Regions from separate parts of the Homo sapiens genome. Here all the other regions are linked to region 1. Evidence: chromatin loops called from intact Hi-C (ENCODE). Cell type or tissue: B cell. All regions are shown on one strand. Links, peaks and the distances in the headings refer to the core of each region. The heading gives the core; the rest is flanking DNA. Region 1 overlaps LINC01277 (long intergenic non-protein coding RNA 1277). Region 2 overlaps HIVEP2 (HIVEP zinc finger 2). Region 3 overlaps HIVEP2 (HIVEP zinc finger 2).

Region 1 (11,335 bases), core at 1,502-9,501:
CAGGACCAGATGGATTCACAGCCAAATTGTACCAGAGGTACAAAGAGGAGCTGGTACCGTTCCTTCTGAAACTATCCCAATCAATAGAAAAAGAGGGAATCCTCCCTAACTCATTTTAGGAGGCCAGCATCATCCTGATACCAAAGACTGGCAGAGACACAACAAAAAAAGAATTTTAGGTCAGTATCCCTGATAAACATCGATGCAAAAATCCTCAATAAAATAGTGGCAAGCCGAATCCAGCAGCACATCAAAAACTTATCCACCATGATCAAGTTGGCTTCATCCCTGGGATGCAAGGCTGGTTCAACACATGCAAATCAATAAACGTAATCCATCACATAAACAGAACCAACGACAAAACCCACATGCTTATCTTAATAGATGCAGAAAAGACCTTTGACAAAATTCAACAGCCCTTCATGATAAAAACTCTCAATAAACTAGGTATTGATGGGACATACCTCAAAATAATAAGAGCTATTTATGACAAACCCACAGCCAATATCATACTGAATGGGCAAAAACTGGAAGCATTCCCTTTGAAAGCTGGCACAAGACAAGTATACCCTCTCTCACCACTCCTATTCAGCATAGTATTGGAAGTTCTGGCCAGGGCAATCAGACAAGAGAAAGAAATAAAGGGTATTCAATTATGAAAAGAGGAAGTCAAATTGTCTCTGTTTGCAGATGACATGATTATATATTTAGAAAACCCCATCATCTCATCCCAAATTTCCTTAAGCTGATAAGCAACTTCAGCAGTGTCTCAGGATACAAAATCAGTGTGCAAAAATCACAAGTATATCTATACACCAATTACAAGCAAATAGAGAGTGAAATAATGAATGAACTCCCATTCACAATTGCTACAAAGAGAATAAAATACCTAGGAATGCAACTTACAAGGGATGTGAAGGAGAACTACAAACCACTGCTCAATGAAATAAAAGAGGACACAAACAAATACAAGAACATTTCATGCTTATGGATAGGAAGAATCAATATTGTGAAAATGGCCATACTGCCCAAGGTAATTTATACCTTCAATGCTATCCCCATCAAGCTACCACTGACTTCCTTCACAGAATTGGAAAAAACTACTTTAAATTTCATATGGGAAAAAAAAGGGCCCGCATAGCCAAGACAATTCTAAGCAAAAAGAACAAAGCTGGAGGCATCACACTACCTGACTTCAAACTGTACTACAAGTCTACAGTAACCAAAACAGCGTGTTACTGGTACCAAAACAGTTATATAGACCAATGGAACAGATCAGAGGCCTCAGAAATAATGCCACACATCTACAACCATCTGATATTTGACAAACCTGACGAAAACAAGCAATGGGGAAAGGATTCCCTATTTAATAAATGGTGCTGGGAAAACTGGCTAGCCATATGTAGAAAGCTGAAACTGGATTCCTTCCTTACACCATATACAAAAATTAACTCAAGGTGGATTAAAGACTTAAATGTAAGATCTAAAACCATAAAAACCCTAGAAGAAAACCTAAGCATTACCATTCAGGACATAGGCATGGGCAAAGACTTCATGACTAAAACACCAAAAGCAATGGCAACAAAAGCCAAAATTGACAAATGGGATCTAATTATACTAAAGAGCTTCTGCACAGCAAAAGAAACTCTTAGCAGAGTGAACAGGCAACCTACAGAATTGGAGAAAATTTTTGCAATCTATCCATCTGACAAAGGGCTAATATCCAGAATCTGCAAAGAACTTCAACAAATTTATAAGAAAAAAACAACCCCATCGAAAAGTGGGCAAAGGATATGAACAGACACTTCTCAAAAGAAGACATTTATGCAGCCAACAGACTTATGAAAAAATGCTCATCATCACTGGTCATTAGAGAAATGCAAATCAAAACTACAATGAGATACAATCTCTCACCAGTTAGAATAGTGATCATTAAAAAGTCAGGAAAAAACAGGTGCTGGAGAGGATGTGGAGAAATAGGAATGCTTTTACACTGTTGGTGGGAGTGTAAATTAGTTCAACCGTTGTGGAAGACAGTGTGGTGATTCCTCAAGGATCTAGAACTAGAAATACCATTTAACCCAGCAATCCCATTAGTGGGTATATACCCAAAGGATTATAAATTATGCTGCTATAGAGACACAAGCACATGTATGTTTATTGTGACACTATTCACAATAGCAAAGACTTGGAACCAACCCAAATGCCCATCAGTAATAGACTGGATAAAGAAAATGTGGCACATATACACCATGGAATACTATGCAGCCATAAAAAAGATGAGTTCATGTTCTTTACAGGGACATGAATGAAAGTGGAAACCATCATTCTCAGCAAACTATCACAAGGACAGAAAACCAAGCACCACATGTTCTCACTCATAAGTGGGAATTGAACAATGAGAACACATGGACACAGGGAGGGGCTCATCACACACTGGGGCCTGTAGGTGGGTGGGGGACTGGGGGAGGGATAGCATTAGGAAAAATACCTAATATAAATGACGGGTTGATGGGTGCAGCACACCAACATGGCACATGTATACCTACGTAACAAACCTGCACTTGGTGCACATGTACCCCAGAACTTAAAGTATAATATAAAAAAAATAGAGAATGCTTTCTATTAATACTTCTATTATTCAACAAGATTCTGGAACTTATGGACAATAAAAGAATATAAGGAAAGGAAAAAAGTATATATTGGTTGTAAAATGTATGATTATTTACCAAAAATTATATAACTACCTTGGAGTAAAATCAAGAAAACTGTCTGCTACAGCAACAGAAAGTACGAGAAAGCAGTTAATACAAGATTAATATACCAAAAATCAATAAAAGTTAGAAAATGAAGTGGGAAACAAGACTCATTAGTAATGCTAATAAACATACCTAGAAATAAATCCAATAAGAAAGATGCAAGATTTTCAGTTAAACACAAAAGAAAGACTAAAATAAATGAGGAAACATAACTACATTGAGGGAAGAGTATAAAGTAGTAAGTTATAATAAAATTATTGCAATTACAATTAAAAACCAAATTAAGCATTTTCAGAACCTTGAAAAATAAGTTTAAAATTTCATTTGGAATGTAATAAATAAGTTATAATGCTATGAGCAATGTGAAAATGATTAAGTCCTCATCTGTAATTTATTAAAACATATTATAAAATACAGCAATTAAAATACTCTGACACTAATAGAGATAAAAATCAATAGGTCAAGGAGTTATTCATAATAAAAAATAGACCTTGATATATATGAGCTTTACTATATAATAAAAGTGATATTTCATATTAGTGGAGAAAAGACATATTGTTCAATAAATGGGCTACAAAATTTTCCTACCCAATTGGGAAGAAATGAATCTGTATTCCTACTTCAGAACCATATCCTAAAAGGTCTCTAGATTGGTTAATGTTTTAAAAATAACAAAAATAATAAGTGTACCAGTGGAAAATAATTTTTATGTAAGGAACACCTTTCTAAACACATCAGATAAGTAGAAACCATAAAGAAAAAAATGAATGAAATGACTATATAAACAAGATAAAAGACAGATGACAAAATGAGGGAAATTGCAATGATACCCAATGTGTTAAAATTATCTTTCACAAATCTGTAAGATAAAGGAAAACACCACTACAGAAAATAAACAACAAATATGAACACAGAATTCACAAAGAACACAGATGATCATTAAAGATAGCTCTTAAAAAATACACAAACTCACTTATAATTAAGTAAAAAAAAATTAGACTAACAAAGACCAAAATGTATTACAAATTTACATTGTTAGGTATGATAATAGGAAAAAATATGGACTTTAATCATTCTTGATGGAAGCATACATTGATATATTTTGTCTTTCTCTTCTAGAAATTTATTATGCAAAAATATTTCTCCAAGTAATCACAGATATATGTATCATTATATACATCATTATATATGTATAATGATGCCACTTTTATTACAAGTGTGAAACTAATCCAAATGCCTATCATTGCGGGACTGGTTAAATAGATTATAATAACTCTGTATAATAGAGTGGAATACTATGTGGCTATTAAAAAGAATGAAATGACTCTGTGTATATTGATATGGAAAGATACCCAGTGTATATTGTTTAGTAAAAAGGCAAGTGCAAGTTACACATACACGCACAGTATGATATATTTTTTGTAGTATATTTGTGTACATATTTGCATAAACATAGTCCAAAAACTGGAAGGATATAGACCAATTGCGATCAGTGGTTTTCTCTCAGGCATGGTGTAAGGATGGGGTGGAGATTTCATTATTCCTTTTGAATAAGTTTGTTCAATGATGCCTATGTTGTTTGTATATAGAAAAAAATGAAAATGAAGAAGTATATGGTACAACTGGGGAACTCAAAGCCAAACTTGTGCCTAACTCTGACTTTAAATACCTGAAGAAAACAAATTTTGAAAGAAAATTCCTCAAGTTAGTCCTATATCTCTGGAATATGATAAATTTCACAGAGATTTTTACGTTGTTTTCTCCACACATTTCTCTGTGATGATCTGCGCTGCACTGCTTGATGGAGTCCAAAGGGTTTTGCCGATGATGAGGATGCCAGAGTGTGGCGCCAGAGAGTCACCAAGCCCCAAATTAAACTTAGGAGCTATGGCAAGGTAGGGCCCCCAACCAACAAATCCAGGAACCCAGGCCTATCATAACAGTAATCTGACCTGTCAAGCCCTATTTTCTTTCACTTCTAAATGCCTTTCCATTGTTCCTTGAACCACCCCTGGAGGCCACGTAAGATGACAGCAGCTGCTGTCAGGGAAACTGCCCCTGGTAGCTGTAGTTTGGGGATGGGATGGGTACAGAAGAGATGCTCTGAAGACATGAAAACACCTCTTTAATGTGGCAAGACACTGAATTGTAGGGAATGGAAAGAACATTAGCAATAAACTTTGGTAGCTGTTTTGGAACACAGACCACTTGGAATGGAAACAGAAATTCCCTCAGGGAAAATCATAGCAAGTAGACTGCAGCCACAAAATAAAGAACAGCCCAGAATATACAAATGAACATGTTTCTTCCTACACTAACTGTATATCTTTATAGCATCACCTTCAAGGCTAACATATTTCATTTCCTTTACTGCTTTATAATTCTTTGGAGAGCTAATTTTAAAAACAACTTTGCTGTTTACACTCTTAAAATTTTAGCACATATATGCAACTCAGAAAATTGGACTAGATGGGAGAAAATCCATATAGTAGCAAAATTATTTTATAAATTATTAACTGGCTGGCATTTTTATCTAAGTATGAGAATCATGAATTTTTTTCAGCATTTCCTTTTAAAGAGGTTATAAAGTTAAGCTGTAAAAGGATTCACATCAGTCCTGCTGAAACAATGGATGATAAAGTCCAAGCAAATAGCCATTGACACAAACTTGTCTTTGTCTTTATAGGAAGGGAAATTTCAAGAATAACTCTAGAAACAAAGTAATTTTTATAGAGTGAAGGCAAGACTGTGCATTAAAATGTGCTTTTTGTTAGGAGGTAGTCATGTGGATTGGCTCTGTGTCCCCACCCAAATCTCATCTTGTAGCTCCCATAATTCCCATGTGTTGTGTGAGGGACCCAGTGGAAGATGATGGAATCATGGGGGCTGGTCTTTCCCGTGCTTTTCTTGTGATAGTGAATGGGTCCCACGAGATCTGATGGTTTTAAAACTGGGAGTTTCCCTGCACAAGGTCTCTTTGTCTGCTGCCATCCACATAAAATGTGACTTACTCCTCCTTGCTTTCCACCATGATGTGAGACCTCCCCAGTCACATGGAACTGTTAAGTCCAATAAACCTCTTTCTTTAGTAAATTGCCCAGTCTTGGGTATGTCTTTATCAGCAGCATGAAAACCGACTAATACTGGTAGACTACTGGATCTAGGCCCAGTTTTGCTATTTATTAATAAATAGAATTGCATAGCTCATTTTGGGTAGCTTATCAAAATCCTGAACCTCCATTTCCTTATCAAAAGATAGAATTGAAGTAGATGGTGTCAAAGGTATGACAACTCTAAGCTTTTTATAACTATCAAATATAATTGTAGATTTTTAACAAAATGCAACAGGTAGAGAGAGAGAGATGAAAGAAGGAAGTAAGGGGATAAATTAAATTTAAAATGATGTCAAGCATTAATTTAAAAAGTAACCTTTATTGACTTGAAAGTAAATTTATTCTGTTTTTAAACACTATTTTAAAAATATGCTTTATTCACATTTATGAAATCATTTCTTCAATTAATATCATACCTGAAGTCATAGTACATGTTATTTTTTGTTATTGAACAATTTTTGTTATGCTATGATCTGAGTGTTTGTGCCTCGAAATTCAATAGTTGAAAACTTCTCTTATGTGACAGTATTAGGAGGTGAGACCTTTGGGAAATGATTAGATCATGAAGATGGAACCCTCATGAATAGGTTGTGCCTTTTACAAGAGGTCCAAGAAAGACCCCTTACCCCTTCCACCAAGTGAGGGTGGAAAAGATGCCTTCTGTGAACCAGAGTGGGCCCTCACCTGGTAGCAAATCTGCTGGCACCTTGTTCTTGAGCTTCCTGGCCTTCTGAACTATGAGAAATAAATTCCTATTGCATAGAAATCACTCAGTTTATGGCATTTTTGTTATAGCAGCCTGACTAGACTAAGACATTGTAGTATGTAAGCAAAATGGGCTCATTTTTATATATGACAGAGACAAAAAAACATAAAACATATTACTGGAAAGATACTAAAGCACTCAGATAAAATGAAATGGAAATGCTATTTTCTCCATGAGAAAACAAAAAAGAAGAGGAAGATAATAAGGTGCCTGATTTAAAAAAAAAAAAAAAACTTTTACTTTTGAATAGTTTCAGATTTACAAAAAAAAGTCGTGATGATAGTACAGAAGGTGGCTATATAACCTGTACCCAGTTTCTGTTATTGTTAACATACCACATCTCTATGATTCATTTTTAACAACTAGTGAATGGTTATTGACATATTTTAATTAACTAAAGACCAAACGTTATTCAAATATTTTTACTTTTTACCTAATAACCTCTTTCTGCCCCAGGATCCAATTCAGGGTGTGTGACATTACATTTAGTCATCATGTCTTCTGATTTCAGTCTGTATAATTCCCAGTTCCTCACAGCTGGGACTCCTGACATCCCATATACAAGAGCAACTCCACCCCTGTGTCAGGCCATATTTAAACTGTGCTAATCCCCCAGGCAGAAGCCTCAGTATCAAGTCCCATTCTTAATATCAAGTCCCATTAGGTTTGACCCCATACTAAAAGCTACCAAGTTAGCCAGTCAGTCCCAAATTACAGGCCTTCCATGTACTCTGTTCCAGCAGCTACTTTTCTGAGGCTAAGACCCCTTTGCTTTTAATCTGATCTAGGATCAATGTCTCCTGCTGAATTTGACTCCTATGCTCACACCCTAGTCACGCATCCTTCAGTGTCAGGCTCTTAAAAGAAGGTGGTCTTGTCTATAAGCTCAACCTTGCTATGTGCCACTGATTCTAAAGTTGAGCTTCTGCAGTAATCTAATTTAAGATCTTTGTTAAATAACCTATCTGGTTTTCCTCTCAGAAACCTAGGAGCTTGTTTTTCTTCCAGACAGATTTCCTGGTGGGTATTAGGATCCTGTCCTGGAAATCCAGTCTACCAGCTAAGGCCTTGTTTCGCCATGGACACCTGCACCACCTGTCCTTAGGACCCACATGATCACTGGTATCATGTCATGGATCTCCACTCTCAGCCCAGTCCTCTGAAACACATGCCAAGTAGTTCCTATATGAAATGAATGACTGGTCAGGGGCCATCATGATTATACTCAACAACTGTGATTGTACTCTACAAATTTTCTCTGAGTAAATGCCCATGGGCCAAAGCCCAGGTCATAAGCCTTGGAACCTGAGTCAGCTTCCTAGGGGACAGAGTGGCTCCCTCTCCGGTCAGGCCTGGCTCTGCCCTGCCCATTCTCACAGGGAGCCATCAGTCACACTCTCCAAATGAAACAGTCTTTTAACTGAACAACTCAGCAAAAGGGGGAAACTCAGTTTTTGTCTAAATGAAAGAAAATTGAGGACCATTTAGAGGCCATTTCCTGACTTTATCTAAATATAAGTTAAATTCTACACTGCATTTGGTAACGGATAAGCTTTGTTTGCAGCTATAGAAGTCATGATTGTTAAATTTGGTCAAGATAAACCATTTACTTTAGCTCTTTTTATTTGACATGACCCTGATAAGATACAAATTTGAAAACCACATAAAACATTTGGAAATACTAAAACATTGATTATGTAAATTTAAAATTTTATTCATATAGGGATCCTTCTTCCAGCAAAAAAAATTTAATTTTAAAAATCTTAGTTTTTTTGTTTACCCAATTGTCAAAATCAGATTTATCAGCTAGCATAAATCATAATTCCTATAACAGTTTCACAAAATAGGCTAGGTTTATAAACACAATCTATAGGGTGCTTTTTCTTATATTCTATTCATTTTAATTTTTAATTGATGCTTATTATTTAATAATGTTATTCTTTGTTATTATTGACACCTTTGAGTTTAAGTACTCTGTAGTCTAGACAGGATACACTTATTGATACTGTAAATAATAGATAAAGGATTAGTGTGCAATTTACTGTTAATGTGATTGATGGATTCGATTCTCCACTGTAATACTTCTCCATTCTTATTTTAGCTCCAATGCCAACGGTCTTGATCATTGGACAATGCCTATAATGACTGCATGAAAATGAACGTGGTTCTTCATATTTCTTAAATTTGTTCTTTTGGTCTTGTCGTTTCATAAAAATTGTGTTACGAATGGAATGGTACAAAATGGAGCTTCAAATCAGGATCTGTTTTGCTGTTGTACTGCCTTGCTATATACAATTTATTTTTCAGAGGTGGAATCTTGGGTTTGTTTAATGGAAGGTGTGAAGTCAGAGAAATGAGAATAGAAGTAGCTTTTCATGGCTGTGTTTACTGAGGTGAGGCAGAATGACAGAGTGGACCTTGTTCCTCCTCCTGTGCAATTCACAGAGCTTATAGGAGGTGACCCTGAGGCCGAGGCTGAGATTTCAGGTGAACCTCTGAAAGGGTGAAAAGGCATTCTGCCCAGCAGGCAACTATCCATGCATCACCCTTAGTCATATTAATATTAAAAGAAATCCAGCATATACCTGAGAACATCCTTGCTTTATCTCTGTCGAGAACAAGACACAAAGAATAGGCTTAATTGCAGATATTTTACATGTCTGTATATGAATTTTTAATTGCAATGAGAATGGGATTAAAATTAGAAAAAAATATCGCTGATTACAGGTTATAAAGTATTAAGCATACTCAGTTTCTAGATCTTGATTTGTAATACTATTCTCCAATAAAAAGCATCAGGTTCTGTGGAGAAACGGCCGATTCTAGGAATGGGGCAGAAAATATACAAGACAAGTCTGCAGCATCGTGTAGTGTCATCAAATAAGGAAATGCTAAAAACAAAACAAAAACGGAGTATGTTAAAGGAATATAGAAGCCAACAGAAAGATATTCCAATGGCCCCAGCTGGGATAATTGGAGCAAGAAAATAAATAGTGCAGTATTACATTATATCCCAATGTATAAAACAAATATTCATGAGTTATTGAATAAATAACATGTACAAAAGAATTCCAAATAATTTGTATAGCTATTCCCTCAAAGATATGGAGAATAACTCCCCCTGCAACAACCCCCATAAGTATGGGCTGCACATAGTGACTTCCTTCTAAAGAACACAGCATGGAGGGAAGGGAAAGAGTAACTCTTATTGGAAAATAACTCTGCTTCAGCCACATAATCGCATTTGACATCATCCATGACAGGTCACGTTGACAGCATGAACCTTCGATGTGATGTGAGGAAAATGGCATTCTACCTCTGTGTTCTTCCTCCCCAAAATTTGTAACCACCATCTAATCATGAGGAAAACATCATACAAGTCCAAATTGAGGAAGATTCTACAAAATGCCTGATTAATATTCATCGAAACTGTCAAGGTCATCAAAAGCAAGGAAAGTCTGAGAAACTGCCACAGCCTAAAGACAATCCAGGGAAACGTGATGACTCAGTGGTATTCGGGGTGGGTTTCTGGAACAGCAAAAGGACAACAGGTAAAATCTAAGAACATACGAATAAAGTGTGAACTTTAATTAATAATGATGTATCAATATTGATTCATTAGTTTTGACAAATGTACCATAGTAACGGAAGATGTTAACAATTAGAGAAACTGGGTGCAGGGTTGTGGGAACCCTGTGTACTATCTTTGCAACTTCCCTATAAATCTAAGACCATTCTAGAATACAAAGTTCATTTTAAAATAAATTTTTAAAATATTTAGAATACTAGACCACGGTATCAAAATAGGTAGAAATCCTTAGTCATAGGACTCTTATAATCCAAGATGTAAACTAAAAATTATACATAAAGCTGTTCAAAACAGGATTAATTAAAATAACATAAAAAGGAAAATTAGGGAATGATTAGAATAAAATTATTGTATAATTATAGCCATTTGATGATGTCAACTTTTAAAAAGCATGGTGTGATGTGTATGGTTTGGCTATGTCCTTACCCAAATCTCATATTGAATTGTAGTTTCCATAATCCCCATGTGTCATGGGAGGGACCTAGTGGGAGGTAATTGAATCATGGGGTTGGTTACCCCCATGCTGCTCTTCTCATGGTAGTGAGTTCTCACGATATCTGATGGTTTTATAAGGGGCTTTCCCCCATTTGCTAGGCACTTCTCCTTCCTGCCATCATGTGAAGAAGGGTGTGTTTGCTTTCCCTTCCATCATGATTGTAAGTTTCCTGAGGCCTCCCCAGCCACGTGGAACTGTGAGTCAATTAAACCTCTTCATAAATTACCCAGTCTCTGGCAGTTCTTTATAGCAGTGTGAGAATGGGCTAATACAGGTGGTATATAGGCAAATGCATGTGAAGCACTACTGAATGAAAAATATGAAAAGATTGATAACCTCTGGCCTTCTTGTGGTCTGAGAAAAACAGACTTCTTACTTTTACTGCTGTGGTCAGGTTTTCTGTTGTCTGTGGCCAATGCACTCCTCATAGTCACAACAAAGAAGTAAACAGACAGTGCTTGAAGATTGTAAATTGGGGTAAATCTTTCTAGAGGAAATACAGAAATATGTAACAAAAATCTCCTGATTTTGGTAACTTATTAGTAAATAAGTTTAAACTTTAATTTGTACATATTTTACCTATTGTGAATGTACATAAAGATTCAAATATTT
Region 2 (11,335 bases), core at 1,193-9,192, 190 kb after region 1:
ATGGTGAGGAAGTTTGGTGAAAGTAGAATGCACATCTACTGCTGGTGGCTTTGTAGATAATTTCAATCTCTTGAAATCAATATGGCCATAAATATGAAGTCCATTATAAACATATTTTTGCCTTTCAATTTGATAATCCTATTTTTGAGAATATTCTAAGAAAAAACAGTATTGGTGGTACTGAAAATTAGTGAGAACATTTGAAATGTTGCCACATATAGGAATGATGAAGGAAATGACTTTATGTTAGCTTTATGGAATATCATATGGCTAGTAAAAATGAAAACTGAATTTCATGGAAATAACATACTTACGAAATGTTAAATTAAAAAATCAGAATACACAATTATATGTGCATTATGAGGACATCTCAGTGAAAATATGCTTACATGGGGACAAATAATAGATTAAAATTTTTAAAAATGAAAAGATTGTGTTTGGGTAATGGGATAAATGGTGTTTTTCTGGTTAAAAATGTCATCAATGTTTTAAGTGTTTATAAGGAAAAATAATATTAAAAATATTAAAATAATAATATTTTAATAAAATATTAAATATTAAAATATTTAATATTAAAATAAATAAAAAAATATTAAAAAAAAAAAAATAAATAAGGATAGCTGTACTAATTAGCCACAAGGGGAGGGCTTTTCAAGAGTCACTTTGAAACCCTACAAAATAGTTAAGATGTCTTGGGCGTATAACTTGTCAAGGTATTCTTGATTTCCCTATTTTAATTGGCCACTTCTCCACTGGGTTTGTGAAGAGACGAGTTGATTGTAACCATGATGAAGGGGGTACTCTGGAGACCGTGGTATTTGAGGTCTGTTCTCTCTCACTCTGAACTCATTACTCTCCCCTTTTCCTTCCCATCCTAAGCTGATAAGCAAGTTTAACATAGTTGCTGTTCAGTAAACTCTTGCTAGCCATGATTGAATTTTTGCCTATGAGAGGCACAGTGGCTCTACGATGCAAAGGGGAAAACAGTAGAATAGTATTCAGGAAAACTGCTTCTAGTTGCATGACCTTTTGCAAGTGACCTTCTGGGCTTCAGTTTCATTGTCAATGAAAGGAGAGTGTTTGATGACTATTAAAAGAGTTATTTAGGTCTATAGAGACATTATGATACACAGGCTTACTCGAGAGTGTGGTTGCTACTCTAGAGGGCTCCTCAAAAAGCTCATTTACTGTGATCAGTATTGCAACAGTATGATCAATTCAACTGCTCCCAGGGAGTGTCCTGGTGAACTCAGGGAGCATGGTTCCTGTGTACTACTCCCGGTAGACCACTCAGCTAGAGAAAGTCACTCAAGCCCAGCATTGTGTGTACATCTGATTTATTACATGCGAATAACTGAAACAAACCAATTGGTGACAAGCATGATCAAATATTAGCTAATGATAAATTGCTCCATTGTTTAGACCATGTAACATATAACTGAAATACAAAGGTCAGATGTCCTTAGATTTTCTGATAGAGCCAAAAAACACTAAGAGTCCCTCCCCCAACCCCCAACCCCTGCCCAGGTTGGTAAGGCAGGCAATACAAACAAATTAAAAGTAAGGAAGTTTAGAGTCAGTGACTTTCATCAGGTTATAAAATTATTTGAGGTGTTGCACTGCTGTATGGTGTAGCGATTGTAGGCCATTTACCATCGTGTGTTTATTTTCCTTTCATTATATGTGGTTATTTTTAAGGAAGTGAACATTTCTAAATAAATATTATATTGTGGTTTGTACGCGAGGCTTACCTGTTGCACAGGCAACAGATCTGCTTCTTCTGGGCTAATCAGTACAGTCATTTAGCTGAATCATCCATATGGGTGACTAATATATTTTGTACTTAGTGCTTTTGAACTTTGATATGAGGTGTCCATTACTACCACTTTTAGGTACTCTATGGGAACACTGAAAAATTCCTAAGTAGATTGAAGTCACTGACCACTTAGACAACCAGTTAGAAATGAGAGCATAGTTGCTGCAATACAGGTGAAAAACCTTTTAACATATTGCTTAATGACTGGTTGTCTTAGGAAATGGAAGACCTCTTACGAGGCAAGAATTACATAATTTTAGAAAACAATACCCTACCTAAGAAATGAAGAGGGACTGAAAAAGACTTTTGCGTAAGTCAGTTTTACATTGTACATCGAGAAATCAATGAGAAAGGATTTTTAAGAATCTTGAAGTTTGTCCTGCATCTTGAAGGGAGTGCCCTACCTCTTTCTTGGAAAGTGACTAACAGAAAGAAAAGTTATGCTAGCTTCTGCACGAAACCATCCTGGGAAGTATTGAGAAGTGGTATTATGAAGCTAGCTACCAAATATTATTTGAGAGAGGCTTTGTAACTTTTGCATAAAATGTTAGGAAAAGTACAGAAATATTTTCGCCGCTCTAGATATTCAAATGCGAAAAATGTGTGTGTTGAATCATTTTGCAGTTCATTGTTCAGGTGATTGTGTTTGTTGATTCAGTGTAATTTTAAATAACCAAACCATTTGACATTTGTCTTGTCATGTTTATGGCAAGAACCCTGGAATAAAGATTATTTATCTCTGTTAATGAAGAAGTCTTTTGAGACCATGTCCAAATGAGTTTCCTAAATAATTGTTTCTTGAATAGCAGTAAGACTAGAATCTAGACACAGGTTTTCTTGAAAGTGAAAACATATTTCCCATGACTACATGGATTTCTAGTTAGTATGTATAGTTACTGCTATTTGTCTTCTCTATTGTTAGCAACATCTTTTGTTTTGTTCTTTTCTGGAGCAACTACCTTCTAATACTAGTGGATAACATCTGTTTCAACCTTTATTTTTTAATACTGAGATTATCAATTAATTTTGTTAATGTGGTTAGTGGGTTTGGGGGAGTGGCAGTGCATGGCCAATTTCAAATTGCACAATTAAAAAATCTTGTGCTTATGGCTTTGGAATAAGTTTTTGAACTTTCACTTGAATATGATTGTGTTTGATGTTCAGAGACTTTTTGAAATATTAGTATGTTTGAACATACTAAGTCTACCTTGGGAAGACCTAATTTGGGAGTAGCTAGAAACTGTCCAATTTTCTATTTCACTCTTCTGCTCAACCCTCTAGCATTCATTTTAGGCTCTCTCTCTAGTTAAGTTAATGCTTGCTTTCTCTCAAACTTTCTCTTAGAGCTGAGATAGTAATTTAATGTTTGAAATTCAGGAAAAGTGGTTCTACTGGCAAAGTGAATGGAATAAACCAATATTATTTATAAATAATAATTAAGCTATTTGTGAGTCCTTAGGAGAGTAAACACTTTCTGTGGAGACAAGGTGTAACATTCTCAGAATGATTTGGAAATCCATGCCAGTGAATTATCTCCAAGACTTCTTGACCATTTTTATGTTTAAATGATCTGTCTAGATATTAGTTTCTATTTCTCAACAGAGATTGCATGTAGCTAGGGCTTAATGGCTTTCAGGAACTGTCACCTACAAATTTTCATTGCATAAGTAAATTAGAAGAATCAATGAGTATAATTCCAAAGCAATAAATTGCATTTTCCCCCATCTCTAATTTTAATGTCTTAACTGACATTGTATAACCATTATTTCCACCTGCCAATAACAAACTCTTCTGTTCTCACACTTTGTTGTATTCTTTTATTGTTTTCTCTATGCTTGAACATTCATTTTACCCCAAACTGGAAAATTTAACTTAATTCCTAGACGCTTTTGTTGTTTGATAGCTTTAAGTAGCACAGTAACGTAGGAAAAGATAGTATAATATCATAATACTCTGGATTTGATTTTTGTGTTATTAATGTATAGCTCCTATAATCACGCTCCGGTTTAAATGTAGTTCTTTGTTTTTTTCTCATTAGGTGGAGCCTTTGAATTTTTTAAAAGACCATAGTAATCAGATCTACTTGAAAAATTAAGTGAATTGATTTGGTTGGAATGCTCTTTTACCGATGCTTTAACATACAGCCACTAGGTAAGTCAAGCCAAGTGCTTTCTATATGGTTTGATTTCAAAGTTATTGGAAAGATTCCTCAAGCACAATATTAAATGAGCTTTATGTGAAATTTTGACAGTAATTATTTGAGGCTCTTGAAACCTGTGATAGATGTTTTGGATATTATCTAAATGAAAATATTCATACTTTATTGCATTTCTGGAAATGTCTGATTTTAGCTGAAGATTAGAAAATGTTGTCATTTATAGTTCGAAACCAGATTATTTTATTTGATGTATTAATGATGATTTGCTTATTATAATCTTGAAGTAATGTAAAAATATCAGATTTTACTTTGAATAAGGTTTTTATATGTAGTTTTATTGCATTTTGTCAGATTCACATCTAAGATGTAATGAACATTTGAAGTAAATTAGCATCTTTCTGTATTTTAAACCATTCTCATTTTATAGAAATCATGATTTCTGTAATAAGAATAGAAATCTTAAGGAAGGACTTGATGGATTCAGCTTCCTTGTTGCACTGTGCTGCTGTGGAAAGCTCCTGAGGTTGAGAACACATTAGTTACCAGGAGGAGTTTAGGCTTTTAGCAAATTATTGGTGCTGCCAAGACAGAATTTAGTGGGAACAGGACTTTGGCTACTGTTAAAATGTCAGTATAGTAAAGCCTGCTCTGTCAAACAGATTTTTGGCATCAGAAATTTATATGATACTGATTTTAGGGCTTGGTAATTTTTTTAAAAAATCCAAGCAAACTCATACTTTAATTAACCCTTTACACAGTAAAGAAAAATTGGAAAAAAAAATTGTATTCCTAATTTAGGTCACAAGATTTGAATTTCTGAAATTCTAAATGTTATTCATGATTCTAAAATTGTACAGCTTGTTACTTAATTTTCCTCCAAATAAACTGGAGCTATTTTAAAACCTGATGACTGATAACGAACAAGAGAGGAAAGTGTCTAATCATCTGGGAAGACAGCTTCTAAACTAAACCCACTAATAGTGTCTGCTTTACCTGTGAACATCTTAAGACAAGATGATGTCAGGTGGTTTTTTAGCGATAGCGTTGTAGTTTATGTAGTGCCAACAACTGCCCTAAGCTTTGTCTAAAATAATCTCCCTTTGTCTAAAATAATCTCCACTGCCTAAGAACTTGATATGCTAGTGTAGCTTTTGAGCATCCAGTGAGTGTAGAAATATCAAGTGTGGACATTCCAGAGACCCCTTTTCATTTGGCCCGTAAGGTTCATGGTTCAGTCTTCATTTGCCACCAATAATTTTCATTGTTATGGGCACATGGTGCTGTTTGGAAAAAGTTTTGGATAATTAAAGGGATATGAGGCAGTTAGATGAAAAACCCATTAGGAAGACATATATTTAAAAGTGTGAAAAGCAAAGCCTTAATTTTTTCAATAGCTATAATAAATGTTAGAAGATGAAATTAATAATCTGAACCACTAACTTAAATGTCTTTATTTGCAACATTTAATTTTCCATCTACTCCCAAGTTTGGCTTTTACAGTTATTTCCAAAGTATCCTAAGTGTTAAGTGACATTTAAATTGGTGGTACCTAATTTAAATTATGTTCAAGCGACTGTTTTATCAGTGCCTCCTGAGAATGGACATGGCCTGGACATTGAGTGCAGATGGCCTCCTTGTGTATTGCACTGTGAGTTCTGGACTCCTCTGGTTGAGTCAGCTCATTGGGGTCACTGTGCTTTGTAACAATTGTTTTGCATTAAATAAGGATGCTGCTTAGTTCATAAGGCTCTATGAGGATTAAATACCTGGCAGGTACTAGGAGTTCACAGTAGTGGTTATGATGATGGTGATTAATAGGGGTAATAGTCATTGCAGTCACTGGTTAAATGTAACCAGAATTATATTTCATCTATCACGTGACTGATTCTTTAGCCTGTCAACATGGTCTTTACTCAAAGAGCTAGGTATATTTTCTCAATTAAATCAAATACTTCTTTTGGTAAGGAAGGACTTCATATGGAATCGGTAAGCATTTTCGTGATGCATATGGAATACATAATCAGCAACCTCTTAGTGACTTTATCAGTGAACCTGGCCCTGTGCATTAGCCCAAATGAGGGTTTTTTTTTCAATGTAACTTTTTTTACAAATAATAAATTTTAAAAATGTGCCCAACTCCTCCCACCACAAATTGGTAGTAAATAGAAAACAGTTTGCAAAGTAAGAAAGGAACATTCTCATCCACACAATATTCTTCCTTTTATGGTACTTTTTGAAAAGTTAGTACATACAAATTATTATTATTTTTTATAATAATATTGCTTTGCATGTCCTGGCATTTTCCTTCAAGCAGTGAATGTTTTTGACTGGTCTTGACATTATTCATTTTAAAGTGATATTAGCTGGAGTCTGGGCTTTTAAACACATGGGTGATCAGATTTATATGCTGTCACTACATTGGATATATTTATTTAGGAATTATGTAAGTGATATTCCTTCCTAAAAAAAGAAGGTGAAAATTATTAAGACTCTCATAAACTTGAAAATATTGGGTTAAAGAGCAGTAATTAATTTGCTGATAATTATACAATTATTACTGTTAGTAATTTCTGGAGTCAGACATCACTGAAGTCTTACTTTAAATTAGGAAGTCCAAAATACATAATTCTGTGTTCTGTGGAAATTGCTATATTTTGTGATTTCCCCAAACCTTTTCTTCATCTGTTTATCTCTCCTTTCTCTTTGATATGCCTTTATATGTTTTTTCTTATTATTACTTATACCAATTAGGAAAATGAAAAGGAAGAAAACCCTTTTAATTCATTCTATTTGGATACCTTTTAGCTGGTCTTATAACGATTTGATAAGGTTGCAAATTAGATTTGCTATCTGTTATCTCCGGGTGTACTATAACTTCTGCTATCACAGATCATTCAGAGTAGACCTTTAAGTTTCAGTATATTGTGGCCTTCAAAATGTTTCCTATTATACAGGACTTCCTTTTATATTTTTATAGCTCTTCAGATGCATACAAGTCTTCTGTTTGGTTCCTTGTATTTTGAGATAACAGAAGAGGCTATCAGTATTTATGTTTGAGTATTAATATTTACAAACTGATGTGAAAATGTGGACTCTTATGTATGCTCTACATTTCTTCTGGCCTCCTTACAAAGACTGCCCTTTGTTTTGCTATTCTAGCTTAGGTGAGTGGAGCCCAGTACTGTTAGCTTATTTGAGCTACATGGCTTCATTTTTCCAAAATTATTTTCTTATTTTTTCTTATTCACAATTTGACTCTTCCTGCTTTGTTTTTCAAGTATTTTACCTGGTTATACCTTCATTCGTTCATGCATTTAATAAGTTTTCATTCACATATTCATCATTCCATCAGTAAGTATTAACTAAACCAGTAGTATGAGCAAATCCCATTTTGTTCCACAAGCATGCTGCAGCCATCTGAAACCCTGACTGAAGGCTTCTTTCATATCATTTCATAGTATTTCCTTCTGTCTATCCTTCCTGTCTCCTTCAGTTTGCAGTATAGGATGGCTGTGTGAAGGAGCCTCTCATTTTTCACTCTCCATGCAAAACCTACACAGTGAATCTTAGTGACTGATCATATGCCTTGTTTCTATGATGGCATGAATTAATATTTGTGTAATGACTTACTCTCTGTCTGCAAATGGCTTCCATGTACATTATCTCATTTGAGGCAATAGCTATTATGTAGTTATTACTCACACTTTATTTTGTGTATAAGGGACCGGAGGCTTCATGGTGGGGGGGTTGGTTTTAGTTGAGTAATTTGCTTAAAGTCACAGCACTAGTGAGTCATAGAACCAGAATCCAACTCTGTTTCTCCCATTTTTGGCTAACATGTCAGTCACTACCAAGTCACCAGTCTAGTTAACTGGCAGTGTTCAAATGTTGGAGCGTTGTGGATGTGGCCACTATGTTCTTTTTATTATGACTGACATAAAGAAATAGAAGCCAGCCGTATCAAAATCTGGGGGCAGAGTCAAATCTTATACTTTTAGGGAATCTTGAGGTAGTCCAAGGAATAAAATGCTGTAGAAAGATGTGGACTGTAAATTTTCCAGACCTCTGTCAGTTATCACCTTCTGGAAACTGAAACCTGATGATACCAATTGTTAAGTTTACCCAATCACTTCCCTGATCTGAGAATCTCATGATTTCCAAGCAATATCCCTTGTGGATCAAGAATGGCCTCTGGAGTTCCGGTTCCCTTGGCAGTTACAGTTTTCACTATAAATCCTTTAATTGGATATTGGACAAAATCCCCCACATAGAGATCTTTATTTTATGTTTGAATCTGATATCACATTGATGTCTCACCCATGAATTGCCAAGAGAAAAATTCGCTTTCTTAATCGCATTTTCTACCTCATCTATTATTTGCATTTTGGGTTAATGCACTTTACTGACGTCGGAGTCTGGTTAATAATTTTATTGTAGTATTACTTCTCTTCATGTTTGAGCTCCTTTGCCCGCATCACCCCTTAACAATTTATACTTCTCTCATGCCACTTTTTGTATGCATTTTTGTACTTGCACTTTATAATAAAGTAATTTATGTGAAGTTTTCCTGTCATATGCCTGCACTGTAAATTGCTTGTGTCTTCTTTATTCTTAAAAATGGTGATTGAAAAAATAGTAGACATTTAATAAATATTTGTTGGGTTTAATAAAAATAATTGCTTGTGAGGTTTTTTTTGTTTGTTTTTGTTTTTTGTTTTCTGTTTTTTTTTTTTTTGAGACAGAATTTCACTCTTGTTGCCCAGGATGGAGTGCAGTGGCACAATCTCGGCTCACTGCAACCTGTGCCTCCTGGGTTCAAGCGATTCTCCTGCCTCAGCCTCCCTAGTAGCTGGTATACAGGCACCCACCACCATGCCCAGCTGATTTTTTGCATTTTTAGTAGAGATGGAGTTTCACTATGTTGGCCAGTCTGGTCTTGAACTCCTGACCTCAGGTGATCCACCCACCTTGGCCTCCCAAAATGCTGTGATTATAGGTGTGAGCCACTGCACCTGGCCAAGTTTCTGTTTTAAAATTCACTTTGGGGACTGAAAATCGATACCTGGACACAGGTTTAATTTTAATTATATTTGTGAGATGAATCTGCAAGTCTGATACCTATTAAATATCCAGAGCCAGGTCATGAATACAAATTTATGAATTTTGTAGTGCAAAAATTGCTCTTAAAGTAAAAGAGTAACAAACCCCTTCCCCACACAGCAGAACAAACCTAAAAACCCCTACAGTCCCTGACCAGGAGGTCTCATTCTCCTTGTTTTGACTATGGCAACAAAAATAATTGACCTCTGAAAAAATTTAATGAGATAAATTACATGTGGCCTCTGACTATGAGGGATTCCTGTGTAGTGTGAAGGCAAAGCACAGCTGACATTGACTGCAGGACAAAGGGGCGTGGGAAGCCCATGAAAACCTTTGAGCAGGAGAGCACTGCACTCAGAGCTGCGCTTCAGGGAGATGGGTCGGGCTGGGCCCTGTTGGATGGCGGGTGAGGTGGGGTGGGGGGCAGCAGTCACTGCAAGCATAGAAGCCACTTAGGAGGCACTTCCATGAATTCAAACAAGAGCTGTCATCTCATGTTGTGCCCTGTATGTCCTCCCACGCTTACATCACAGATGAAGGCACTGCATCGCAGACCTCAGTGGAGACTCGAATCCCAGGCTGAGGAAGTTCTTTCTGATTTCCTCCCATATCCCCCTCAGCTCCTTACTTCTCAGGTTTTGCATCATGGTGCCCTTGTGGCTGCGTTCCACTCAAATTGTTTTTCTTAGGACCCTCGACCCTTCCACGGTTCACTGCCTCTGAGAATTGTCCCTGGATCCCAGGCACGCAAGGGCATCAGGCCTGGATCTGGCCTTTGGCACTTTGCCATTTGTACCCAGAGTACTTGCTGGTCTCCTGCCTACTTTGTGTGGTGGGAGATCAGACCGGTGTGAGAGTCTGGTTGGAGGGTAGTGATAAGGATTGACAGGCACTGGCTGTATGAAGGAAAGTATGCAGGACACCAGCATAGGGGCTGCCTGATTGGGTCTAGGGTGAGCTTGTGTGGATGTGCATGCATTCTGGGGGTGGGTAGCAGGAGGAAGCGGTCAGTGATGACCCCAGGCTTTGAGCTTTGGAGTTTGAATATCACTTTTAATAGAAAACATGAGGTAAAGAGAGAAGCTGGTTTGTCTAGTAGTGTGATGAATTTGATTGTGTACCAGTTGAGTCTGATATAAATATAGATAAAAAGCATGTATTTTATAGTACTTTACTTTTCGTTTTTCATGAGGGTTTATAGTTGGAAACAGGAATTCACTGGAAGACTTCATCATCTTCCTCTTTTTGCTGTTTTTTTTCAGCTCCTTAAATATTTCCCAAGAGTTTAGGATGATTTTAGGTTTTCTTAACCTTCACCCTGCCAAAATTCCCCCACAAATTCACCTCCTCAGGAACATGTGTATGTGTCAGAGTACTCTCAGCAGCCAGAAGTGTGCCTCCCAGCCTCTTAAAATAAAAACATACAGGAAAAATAGCTATCTTTTTCTTTTGAGGAGGGTGATCATTGCCATCTCACGACTTGCTGAAATAGCACAGCAAAGAAACATTTTTTGGCAGGCTGGAACATCTAGGGAACGCGCAAACACATGCACTTCTCTTTTTCTCTGATGTGTTTCATTGATTGAGGCAGTCTAGTTCGGGGAGGCAGGGGGATTTTTAATTGAGCTTTAAAAAAAAAGTACTAGGCATTTGTATCTAAAGTTACTTTTTCAATTGGTGGTATTTCTAACAACAGAAAACCTTAGTTTCTTAAATTTGATGGTAGCAGTGAGTTGATTGGTTCCAGTGTAATCTTTCCCATCCCCATCCACTGAGGAGTTTTTGAATTTCAGAAGAGATACTCTTGATTAAATCAGTTTAAGAGTATATAATGATACTGTAATTATCATTTGTCATTACCTTGTGTACCTAATGATTAAAGCAAACATTTAATAACTATAGGGCAGTAAATACATTTTAGATCTTGAGCCATAAAAAGATTTCCATTAACAGAATGTTTTGTGCACAAATAAATTATTCATTGGCTGTAGCAGAGCTTGATTCTGTCATCATCCTTAAGTGGAAATTTTGAGGACACCAATCATCACAGATGCCAACACTCAGTTGGCTTGAGCCCCATTCTTCTTACATGGAACCTGAGCTTTTTTGGCTATTTTTAAAAGCTTTAGTTCATTTAAACTCAATGAATATTTATGGCATTTCTGCCATATGCAATGTAGTGTTTTGGTGCTGTGGAGGAATACAATGATGAGTAAGTCTGCATTTCAGCCTTCAAGTTGCTTATAAACCCTACCTAAAAT
Region 3 (11,335 bases), core at 1,185-9,184, 100 kb after region 1:
TCCACATAATGAATAGTAAAGAAGGAATATTTAAATGGTCACATATTTGATAGAACAAGTAGACCTATATGCAGAAGTGATATATTAGAAGAGAGTTGAGATTTAATAATTATCTGTTGCCAAAATAGAAGTTATTGTTTCCTGAGTGGGTACTTTGATTTTGGAACTTTTCTTTTAATCATTATGGAAATAAATACATTTTAGATTTAGCTCTAGTCACACTTTTGGTTCTGGAGAAGTACAGAGGACTTTGTGAGTGACTAGGAGAGAATAGGAAAATACTATATTGTAATAAAAAATAATTTTGTTTTACTTGAATTCATGTGGGGACACTGCTGTTTCAATAACATGCTTGATTATAGGCCATCTGAGTACTTAACTATTACTTAGATTTCATTGAGGGCCTATTCTGAAGTATTTAATATAGATGGAGGCTGAACAAGGAGATGTGCTCTCAAACACTTGAGTACTATGTAAATATATTTCCATCTGAGAATATATTGACTTTTACCTACAGCCCGAAAGGTACGAGGTGATGATACATCTTGTTATTGTCCAGAGAAGTGAATGAATAGTCCTGGAACCACCTGCAGGTCTTGGGACTGTCTCAGTTACAGGGGCTGTACTTTGTTTAGTTAGCTAGCCTTGAAGGGATTGAGGCATTAGTAATTTGTGCTGAAGGCCACTTAATAAAGAGAAGGTTATAGTTTTATGGGTAGTTTGTAAGAAAAATAAAGCCACTGAGCTTGGAGATACCACAGTAGAAAAGGGTTCTATAGGAACCAAAGATTGTGAAGCAAGCAAGTAGGTAGGTAGGTTTTTCATGAATGGTTCATTCATTCTTATATGTTCATGAGTATGTGTGCATGATTCACTTCTCTCTTCATTCCTATATATATCTGTTCACTCAGTGAGCTCCCTTCCTTTCATTTCAGCTATTTAATTTGAGCTGGGCTTTGATTTGGGAAAGTACTGGCTGTAGAGGAACAACACAGTCGTTTAGTGTGTCATGGAAATAGGATGTGGACCTCAGAAAGAAGAGAGTCTTGATTTTGTCATCACATATCTTGGGAGTCAGTTTTCTGGAAAAACAACAAATGACTGGTGAAAGCTCATTTGAGAAGGATATTACTCAATTTGATTATTGTTAGAGAAGAGTGAAAATTTAGTATGCCCTTCTGAATATTTTTAGAGAGGAGGCCAGTTTGTGAAACAAGTCAGCCTGTCAGATACAGTCTGGCCATATCAAAGACTTTTCAAAGTCTATGAAAATGTGGAGACTCTTGAGTTAGAGAACTTGGATCTCAGAAGCATGGAGAGCCAAACATTATGGTAACAACTTACTGTTTCTCTCATATTCTAACTACACATTTAAATGAAACCAATCCTGAATGAAACAATGAGTTTTAAAATGGTTAGTTTGGGAAACTTCAAGTCTTAATCCTTTTCATTGTATGAAATAATATATCTTCTTAGGTTGGAATTGCGCACTTCATGATGTACTTTAAGTAACAAAAGTGGAGCACTTTAATTTTTTTCTAAAGAGAAAGTGTAAAATACATTATCCTGCAAAACTTCCTTTTATCCTCACAGTTATTTCTTCTCTTTCATGGTGTAAAAGAGGTGCATTTGAAAATAGCACCAGGAACCTGAAGAACTCCTTTTTTTTTGTTCTGGTTTATATTTTCAATTGTGTATTTATTCATAAGTTAATTTATCTTACCGTTCTCATACTGATCTTTATATCCTCAGTCTATACTAAATTTATGGTAATACTGATTTTATTTAGCCTGTAATCAGGATTATAAAATAAAACATTTTTAAGTCTTCCCTCTTTGTCCTTTCCAAGTGCCATCATCAGCAACTAGGTATAGACCAGAGAGCATGAATTTTGAATAAAATCTTCACTGAGCTTAGGCAGTATTTGGGGAGTCACATGCAGCTTGGGGAGTGCTAATTGTATACCATTGGCAGATGATTTGAAGGAACAAGTATAAGTATGTTCAAATCAAAAACACAAGAATTGCTGCAGAGATTTAATGGATAAAAGAACAATTGATATGAAGGAGAAAAGACACCCCAAAAAAAGTTGGTGTAAGATCATTCAGGAAACAGATATCCACTACAGTATTTCCTAGGATTGGATACAGTGGAATCACATTTACAGTCAAGAATCATTTGATACAGTTTGGGAAGCCAAGTAAATAAAGCAGTTGGATGTGATTAGATTTTTTGCAGGCCCCTCTCAGCACTCACACTCAGGGGCACTGGCCACTGGGAAGTAAAGAAGTGGTTGCAGTTAGGAATAAGGAGTTTGAAAATGAGAAGAGTTTGCGATTGCTTTTCAGCAAGATTGAAAGACTAGCTATGCTAGTCCTGAACTGAGTGGAGATTTCAGTTCTCTGAGCCTATTTCTTGAAAAAATCGGGATAGAAATATATATATGTGAAGCAAATAGCAAACTCTAATATACTATGCAAATTTAAGATATCATGTGATAAAGTTGTATTATTCAGATGTTTAGGAAATAAGACAACAGAATATTATTGAAGGGCTTTGCATCACTGTAAGTGGGGAAATCTAAGTTACCTTTAATATTGCCTTAAATAGTACATGACTGGATAGGACAACTAATATATATTAAATGGTAAAGTCTTTGATGTGCCTTTACCATATAAAAAAATTTCAGTAACCTTCTAAACATGAAACTTGTTTATCAAGAAGCAGTAGAACCGAGGATGAACTTCATGAAAACATCGAGATGATTTCTGTGCCAATTCTTAAGATTAATTTCTTGTCAATTCATAGGTTACAATGCAATGCACATTTTAAGTATCAGGATACTCATAAAACCCTAAACATATGTTTAAAAATAGAGTTTATATTTTTAGGGTAGTTTTAGCTTCTCAGCAAAATCCAGCGGAAGGTACAGAGATTTCCCATGTACTTCCTGTCCCCACATACACACAGCCTCCTCCACTATCGAAGTCTTGCGCTAGAGTGGTACATTTGTTATAATCCAAGAACCTACATCGACACATCATGGTCACCCCAGGTCCATAGTTTACATTGTTTTAATTCATGTCCTGATGTGAAACATTGCTTAGTTCAAATGTTAGAGATGTTGACACAGTAAAACATCTGTAATGTTTGTTCACCATGAGAACAGAATCTACAATTTGTTTTGTAGTTGACGATCTGTCTCAAACTGCACAAGCTGAAATTAAACTATTTCAATTTTTTATTTCAAAATGATCATAAAATACCTTATGGCCTTATTTTTAATCGTTATTAACCGTAAGCCACAGCTTCTCTACAATTACACATTGTTATAATCTGGTTTATGGCTTGAAACTAAATGGAAGGCTGGAAATTTAGAAGGAGACTTTAAAAATCTTTAAGAAACATGAACAGGTAATTTCCATTTTAAAACACTCTGGCTAAAGGTTTTGTTGGCTATTAAAGTGGATAAGTATAAGATTGAAAGATTCTTAAGAGATTCTGATTGTTAAAAGTATTAGTTGAGATAGGATAACTTAAGGTCCTAATAAATAAAAGGAGTGCAGTGGGTGTTTTCATAATGAAAACATATAGAATATGCTTTTAGAAACGTCTCAGGGGGCCTTCTTGCCTACTTTCACCTTACTGGAGCTCTGCAGTGAAGAAATGTTCCTTTTCCTGTTTTATGTCTGACAGTTATTTACGGAATTCACAATTGGAAAGGAGATAGAAAACGAGGGGAAAACAACTGCAACAACACTTACGTGATTTTTCACTTTTGATGACTTGGAAATAATCCTAGTGGAAAAAAGAGTCATCTTTAGGGAAACTGCGTTCAAAATTACGCTGAGGAAAGTGCGCCCGGCCAGTGCGTCCTCCAAACACCTGGAAACGCACGCCTTTTCCTCCCCGTGGGAAATCCAGGCGGTGGAGGAGGGCAGCCTGCAGTCTGCGGCTGGGAGCGCTGGGCTTGCGAGCTCGGTTTCCTCCGGGAGGAAGAGCAGCTCTTCCCCGCGGAGCCCCAGGGCTGGCCTCCGGTAGCAGCGCTGGGCCGGCCGGGGACGGAGGCGCCGGGAGCGCCAGCGGGAGAGGGGAGCCCTGGCCGCCCGCCCCGCGCCGCCGCGCCGCCGCGCGCTGCCTGCCCTGGACGCGGCTTGAACTTTGGCCCCCCGTCCGCTGACACCCGAGGGAGCATGAATGCAATGACGTCTCCGCAGGGCTCAGCTGCACAACAGGAAATGCTCTCGGCCTCCCCCCTTCCTGCCGGGAGAAAGTGGGGCTCGCCGCGCCCGGCGGCCGCCGCAGGGCCGGCCCAGACCTAGTTTCTCGGCCGCGGGCCCAGCGCCGGGAGCTGGTCCGGGAGGGAGAACGCGCGCCCCGGCCCGGGTTCACTGGCCCCAGCGTGTCGGGGGACTCCACGGTGCGGAAAAGCCCGGGGGTCAGGGGACAGTTGGGCTCGCGGGGACCACAGCACTGGCACCTCCCTGACTCAGAGGACGCCCAGTCAGGTGGGCCCGGAGCACCGGGGGCTCCCGAAGTGGGGCCTGATGGTGCCCAGGAGCGCTGACCTCAGGAGGCCTGAGTCCGTTTGTCATTGCCCGGATAGAATATACGCTCTTTCTTTTCACAAAGCCCTCACAGGAAACCTTGTTTAACTCTCCCTCTAACTGCCACCTTTTTACTTTGTTGTGGAAACAAAGATATGAATGTTTAGTGCAAAGCACAAACATCATGCCGTTAATACACTTCCAGACAGAATCATTACAAGAAAATGATCTCAGTGTTCATGATTTTAGCTGTTGTTATTTAGGGAATATGATTAATTTGGTTTAAAAGAATACTAATGATCTTGTGAATTTGAAGACAGTGTCAAAGCCCTGGATTTATTATACTGAAATTATTAGATGGACTTTTACTGTTTTTATAATAATATTATTTTGCTAGAGGTAGACGTAAAAAGTTGAACACAAGCAAGTTAACCCAAGCTGTTAAATTTAAAAAAAGTTTAAATTTGCATGAATCATCTTTAGAACTATATTTAAGAATCGATGTTTAGTACTAATAATCTATAATTTAGTAACTTGAATCTTACGTGTCTTCCATACTTGCAGGTATGATAAAGAAGAGTCGTATCAGCTGAGCAGTCGTGATTGTGATTACGTCCCTGGTTGACTCATGAATAGGCTTTGTAATGGTAGATTGTTCTTTTGGACACACAGCCAAAATGCTAAAGTTCACTGGGAGGTCTGCTAAGGTTTCTTACATCAAAGAGTTGACAGAGAAAGGACTTACTAAATGAAAATATTATTTAGTAGTTTCTAGTAAACCTCAAAAATCATTCCAAATTGGAACATACACTATGTTTACATGTTTAAGTTAAACTGAGTCATGAAGCTAACCGCTGACTTATGTATGCTTTCAGTAGTGTTGCCTAAATGTTCTCATTTAAAAGAAGTCCCCATAGGATTATGAGATGTGCATATAGTACGATGTCATTTTTCTTGGGAAACTTTCAGCTTACTTATGCAATAAGGAAATTTAAGGTTATTTGAGTACATCTGGAATAATAGCTTTAGATTTTTGAAATTTGTCTTTTTGGGGTAGCTTTTCCCTTTTTCCTTGACAAAATATAACACAACGATCCTATTTCCTATCTGAGCTTAGTTCAAGTTGTTATGGTGGCAAAGTTATGGGTTATGAAATGCACAAAAATGTTGGTACAGATATACTTAGTGGCCCACTTAAGAAAATAAAATTGGAGATTAAGAATAGAGGGAAGGTTGTGGCTCCTTGGTATTATGTTAGGAGAGCAGAATCCATTATAGTACACTCTTACAGTTAAACAATTTGGGGACAAACAAGGTTATGTGAGTGACAAAGTTTCATAAAACTAGAAAGCACTATGTTAATGCAAGATTACTTTCTAAAAATATTGATTCTCATTCCCTTTTTTCCTTCACAATAAAATTGTATGGAACGTTTGTGTGGTAGAACAAGGAGAACTTCTAAAGTGCATGTTAGTTTCATCCTTTGAGGCCACATATTGGGTCTCCTGCATTCTATCTGTTTACTCTCTATAAGATTTAAAACAGAGAGAGTAAATAGACAGAAGGCAGAGGACCCAACTATGTGGCCTCAAAAGATGTGGCCGCAAAGGTACTATGAAAGTATTTAGTAGTAGTATTATAGGGACCAGTTACTCCAGATTTGTATGAACAATAATCCCCAGTTTTGATGCAGCATCATGTTGGAGGTGCTAAGTAGGATCCTTAGACTTATTAGTTGAATCTCATAATCACCAGGAGATTAACATACTATTTTATGAAAAATGGAGTGTGAAAAGTCCTTATGGACTGCATAGATTCTGAATTTTTATAACATTAATCCAAACCCAGTACCTTGTCTGTAATTATAGTCTAAGCATATGTGATTTGATTAACACATGAATTACAAATATATCTACTTTTGGGCATATATTCCACCTTTTGTACTGCAGAAAAATTTTGTGCCTTTGCAGTGACCAAAACTATAGTTCTGTTTAGGGTCAGTAGGAGAAGATGTTTTTCCTCTTAACTGAGAAGTTTATGTTTCTTGGAGGAAAATCCTAGAATAAATGCAATCTTCCATTGTATCTTGGAATTACAATTTGAAATATCTTAAACAGTATTTTTTGAAAGAATTGGTTGTCTACTGTATGCCTTTTCCAATGAACTACATAAATAAAGGCAGAGTTTGTCTTTTCCTCTCTGAATGCCTAATGCCTAGAACGGTGCCTGACCCGGAGTAGTTGCTCAGAGCACGGGTGCTGAATGAGGAAATAAAGATGATACTGCTATCTCTCATATTTCAGATGCTATTTTGTAGTCTTCGGTCATAATTTTAGAATTCTCTTTTTGGTAAGAGGTTTAAAAAAGTGAGATATTATTTGATTTTTAATGAAATGTAAACATATAGCAGATGCACAATAAACATTTATTAAATTAAAAAACCACTGAAAGAAACATGATACTGCAATCCTGGTGCTTTATTTACTATTCTAATCATCTGCAGTCCTCCTTTTGCATCTAATGAGAGTCATTTTTTAAAAAGCTCATTGACCTATTGATTTATAAAAGAAGACATTTAGCAAAGCTGAAGAGAGGCCCACTTGAATTTGAATCATTTTAACTAGCACTTAACCCTCGGCCTTTACCTAGCGGTTTGAGATCCAAAGATTCTTTGAGTTCTTAAACCTATTTCATATTTGATTATTTATTGCCTAACAGGATCTTTGATGCTACATTTGAGCCTTTCTGGACATCGGGATTATGGATTAAAAGCCGTTGCTGTACCTCCTGCCTGGTACTGTGCCTGACATAGAATCTAGGGGCTCCACAGGGCTGGCTTTGTGGGCATGTGACCTGTGCATTTGTACAGGGCTCCAAGCTCAGAAGGGCCCTGAGTTTGGTTAAATGATCTGCTGTCACTGTCTTGAAATTAATTTTTGAGCAAGGGGTCTTCATTTCTCTGCCTTGCTAAGGTACAACTGAATAAAAAACAGATGGTGTGTTTGGGATCCATCCAATATATCAGCTGAATTGGAATATTATTTGGAATCAAATATGAATGGTTTTGAAAAAGAAAATCTTCTCCAAAGTGTTCAATATATCCTCTTGGTTGGAACATAGGAGACTGTAGCTAACATCATGGGAAATGTAATAGGTAGCATTAACTATCTTATTTTTAAATGTCATCTGTTATATTTTGGTTCATGCTTATCTTATTGTTCACTATTAAATATTTAACTATGATTTTTTTTTTTTTGAGACGGAGTCTTGCTCTGTTGCCCAGGCTGGAGTACAGTGGCACGATCTCAGCTCACTGCAACCTCCGCCTCCCGGATTCAAGCAATTCCCTACCTCAGCCTCCCGAGTAGCTGGGATTACAGGCTCCCACACCATGCCTGGCTAATTTTTGTATTTTTAGTAGAGACAGAGTTTCACCATCTTGGCCAGGCTGGTCTTGAACTCCTGACCTCGTGATCCACCCGCCTTGGCCTCCCAAAGTGCTGGGATTACCAGGCATGAGCCACCGCGCCTGGCCTAAATATTTAACTATGAAATATTTATCTCTTATTAGTGGTATAATTATTTACTAATTACTGATTTATTGATAATAGTTTGTTAGATGTTGGGCAGGATTTATATTAAAACATGTTTGTTTTCTGGAGAGTACTATGTGTTTACATGAATACATGTTCATATAAATACTATGTATTTACATGCTCATACCTGCAAAATAATAGGAGGGGACAAGACAGTCTTTTAAAAAAATCTGTTTTTGAGGCTCTCTAGGGATGTACATGTCATAATTCTTATTGAGAGCCAGTTCTGTTGCTTAATCAGACTTACGACTGGAAAAGAGGCAGTCAGTATAGAGTGGGACCAGAACTGTGGGTTTCAGAGCTGGCCTGCCTGGGTTTGAGTACTGTCTCAGTTACTTTCTAGTTGTATGACTTTTGGCAAGTTACGTTTATCCCCTTAGCCTCCAGTTTGCTCACCTGTAAAACCAGGATACCTCTTAAAACAGACCTTATGAGGCTTAAGTGTACTAATATATGTAAAGAACCTGGCCTGTAGTAAGCACTCAATAAATGAAGTTCAGGCCACTCTGGATCTTACTATTTTAAAATTTTAGAAGTATACTTATGTGGTTATTTATATTTATTAAATGCGAATTGAGAGCTTGTGTTGCTATCCCCAAAGACATCATAGTCAAGTGAAGGAACTGACTTGCAATTCAAGAATTAGGATATTGGAATAAGGGCAAAAGTAGGGGGAAGCAGAGGGTGAAAAGAAGGGCCTGGAGGGAGCCCTAAACCCTCCTTGCAGAAGAGGTGAAATGGAACATTCCCTCAGCTGCCTTTGGAAGGATCAATAGACACTGAGAGCAGCTTGGTGAGAGTTTGAGAATGCATAGCGAGTTTGGGGAATTTTAAAGAGCTTAGTATGGCTGAAGTTTAAAGGACAAGTGGGAGATTGTGAAAAATGGGATAGAGATGTAAGATGAGGCCAGATCCTGAGGATGTGGACTAGACAGAGAGGAGGGAAATGAAGAAAGGGTCACGTCTTAGACGCCAACGAAGTTGAGTTTCCCCAAAGAGACTTTAAGCATCAATACCATATGCTATGGAGAGTTAAAGTAAGATAAGAACTGAAAAGTGATTAATAATTAGGAAATTGCCAGCATGTAGTTTGATCTGTCATTTGCTATTTAGGGTGATTGACTATTTAAGCTTTGATTTTTTGGAAGTGTGGAGAAGGCATTTAAATTAGATCCCAAAGTTTCTGACTAAAGGAGGATTAAGTCCTAGATTTCCAAAAGAAGTTTGACAATCCTTTTTCTCCCTAGTTATTTCAGATTAGGATTAACTACTGGTTTGAGATTAATACATGGCCTGACTTAGATTGTAATCCTCAGTAGGGATAGGGCAATAGAGCCTTATTTTATCACTGTAACTTCAGAATCTGATGGGATTTTTAGTTCATAATGATAATTAAAAAAAACTGAACATCAGACACTTTTCTAGGCCTTTTACATGTGTTATCCTCTTTTCTTTTGAGGAAGAGTCTCATTGTATGACCAAGGCTGGAGTGCAGTGGCACAATCTCGGCTCACTGCAACCTCTGCCTCCTGGGTTCAAGCGATTCTCGTGCCTCAGCCTCCCCAGTAGCTGGGATTACGGGCGTGTGCCACCACGCCTGGCTAATTTTTGTATATTTAATAGAGACAGGTTTCGCCATGTTGGCCAGGCTGGTCTCGAACTCCTGGCCTCAAGCAATCTGCCTGCCTCCCAAAGTGCTGGGATTGCAGGCATGAGCCACCTTGCGCAGCCTATCCTCATATTTTAAACTTTTTATTTTTTTGAGGCAGGGCTGTTTGTCTTCTTATTTTATAGATGAAAACATTGGAAGGGCAGAGAAGTTAAATATCTTGTCACACTGCTAGTATGTTTTGGAGCTTGCATTTAAGCTCCGGCAGTCCTAATTCAAATCCCAGACTTTCCTTTTTCATGACCTGCTTCCTTACTGTAGCTCTGTATACTTTTGCTGAATGAATGGGTGAATGAATGAATAAATTGGGGAAAAGAGATGGATTTATATATGTATATTGAGACAGGATCTCCCTCTGTCACTCACTGTGGATTGCAGTGGCATGATAATAGCTCACTACAGCCTCTACCTCCTGGGCTCACAGGATCCTCCTACCTCAGTCTCCCAAGTAGCTGGGACTACAGGCATGTGCTCCGATTCCCAGCTAATTTTTTAAATTTTTTGTAGAAATGGGTTCTCCCTATGTTGCTTAGGCTGATCTGGAACTCCTGGGCTCAAGTGATCCTCCTGCCTCAGCTTCCCAAAGTGCTAGGATTACAGGCGTGAGCTACCATGCCCAGCTGGATTAATAAATTTTTAATCCAGACTAGTCAATCTGAGTATAAAATTTTTTATCTCCTTGTTGGTGGTAGGTACCTCATCCCTTTTATTTTCTTCAGAGAAGTTTATTCTTCTGTTACCTATGTGATAACCCAGTTTCTAAATTCTTGAAGCACAGGATGTATTCAGGAATTGATTTCCTGGAAATTAGGGAATTTCCAAATGAGTTCTCCCTCCTGCTATCCAATAAGAATCATGGGGTCTTGGTTGTCAGAGAGGAGGTCTTTAATACATACCTGTGATCTGGATAGTACAAGAGTGGACACCATGGGTAGGGCTCAAAGTGAAGCCGTGAGCCACTCACATGTGACGGAGGACTAGACCAAGGTCAGCTCTGCATGCCGAACCTTTGGAAGCCAGGACTTCGGAGATACAAAGATAATTGAGTGACAAATAAGTAGCAGAATATGATAGAAGGGATATTATCCTTACATTTGTGACTTTCTTTTTAGCTATAACTCTGTGACCTCATGTAGCAGTTACACAAAATGGGACTGTAATTCTTACCTTTGGAGATAAAATGAGTGGTAGAGGAAATGTTTGTTAGGCTTATAGAAAGATCCAACTATTGTGTCTTTACAGTGAACAGAATAATTAAATTTGATAGAACCAACTTTCCTACTGTAGAAATACTTTTAAAGAGTTTATGTCTAATGACATAAAAATATACTTAGGAAGCTCTGTTTTTATACAGAACAAAGTGTTTTTCAACTTCTGTTGTTACATCCTTTGAATAGGTTAACATTTCTGCCTCCTTTGAGGACTAATTCTTTGCTCTTTCACATCAGTGACCAATGTAGAGTTTGCTTACATTTATTTACAACTTATTAACATTACTAGAGAATAGCACACTAAATGTGAAA

Evidence for each region. A loop is a pair of places that touch in the nucleus more often than their neighbours do. Peaks named below come from ENCODE experiments on the same cell type or tissue, not always from the same donor. Only the 100,000 strongest peaks of a DNase experiment are listed, where the experiment ranks them.
Region 2: it touches region 1 in a loop (2.1-fold over the local background); 3 of 110 quality-filtered maps call a loop at or near these places.
Region 3: a loop joins it to region 1, with 2.2 times the contacts of the local background. A loop is called at or near these places in 2 of 110 quality-filtered maps.

Annotation. Positions count from the first base shown.
Region 1 is chr6:143,020,520-143,031,854 of GRCh38, reverse strand. It overlaps LINC01277 (long intergenic non-protein coding RNA 1277), which reads left to right. Exons shown (of 3, transcript NR_038987.1): 2 at 9,902-10,189. Among named protein-coding and RNA genes, the nearest start is that of LINC01277, 11 kb to the left of the region's middle. In B cell, for the core only: CTCF peaks have their summits at 4,413 and 4,613; a DNase peak (open chromatin) is centred at 4,604.
Region 2 is chr6:142,829,567-142,840,901 of GRCh38, reverse strand. It overlaps HIVEP2 (HIVEP zinc finger 2), which reads left to right. Exons shown (of 10, transcript NM_006734.4): 2 at 3,855-3,967. Among named protein-coding and RNA genes, the nearest start is that of HIVEP2, 110 kb to the left of the region's middle. In B cell, for the core only: no CTCF peak of the experiment used is centred there; no DNase peak of the experiment used is centred there; H3K4me3 peaks cover 577 bases; H3K27ac peaks cover 1,231 bases.
Region 3 is chr6:142,919,799-142,931,133 of GRCh38, reverse strand. All of the region lies in intron 1 of HIVEP2 (HIVEP zinc finger 2), which reads left to right. Among named protein-coding and RNA genes, the nearest start is that of HIVEP2, 20 kb to the left of the region's middle. RefSeq lists silencers at 2,900-2,989, 3,891-4,460. In B cell, for the core only: no CTCF peak of the experiment used is centred there; DNase peaks (open chromatin) are centred at 3,023 and 4,223; H3K4me3 peaks cover 2,489 bases; H3K27ac peaks cover 4,398 bases.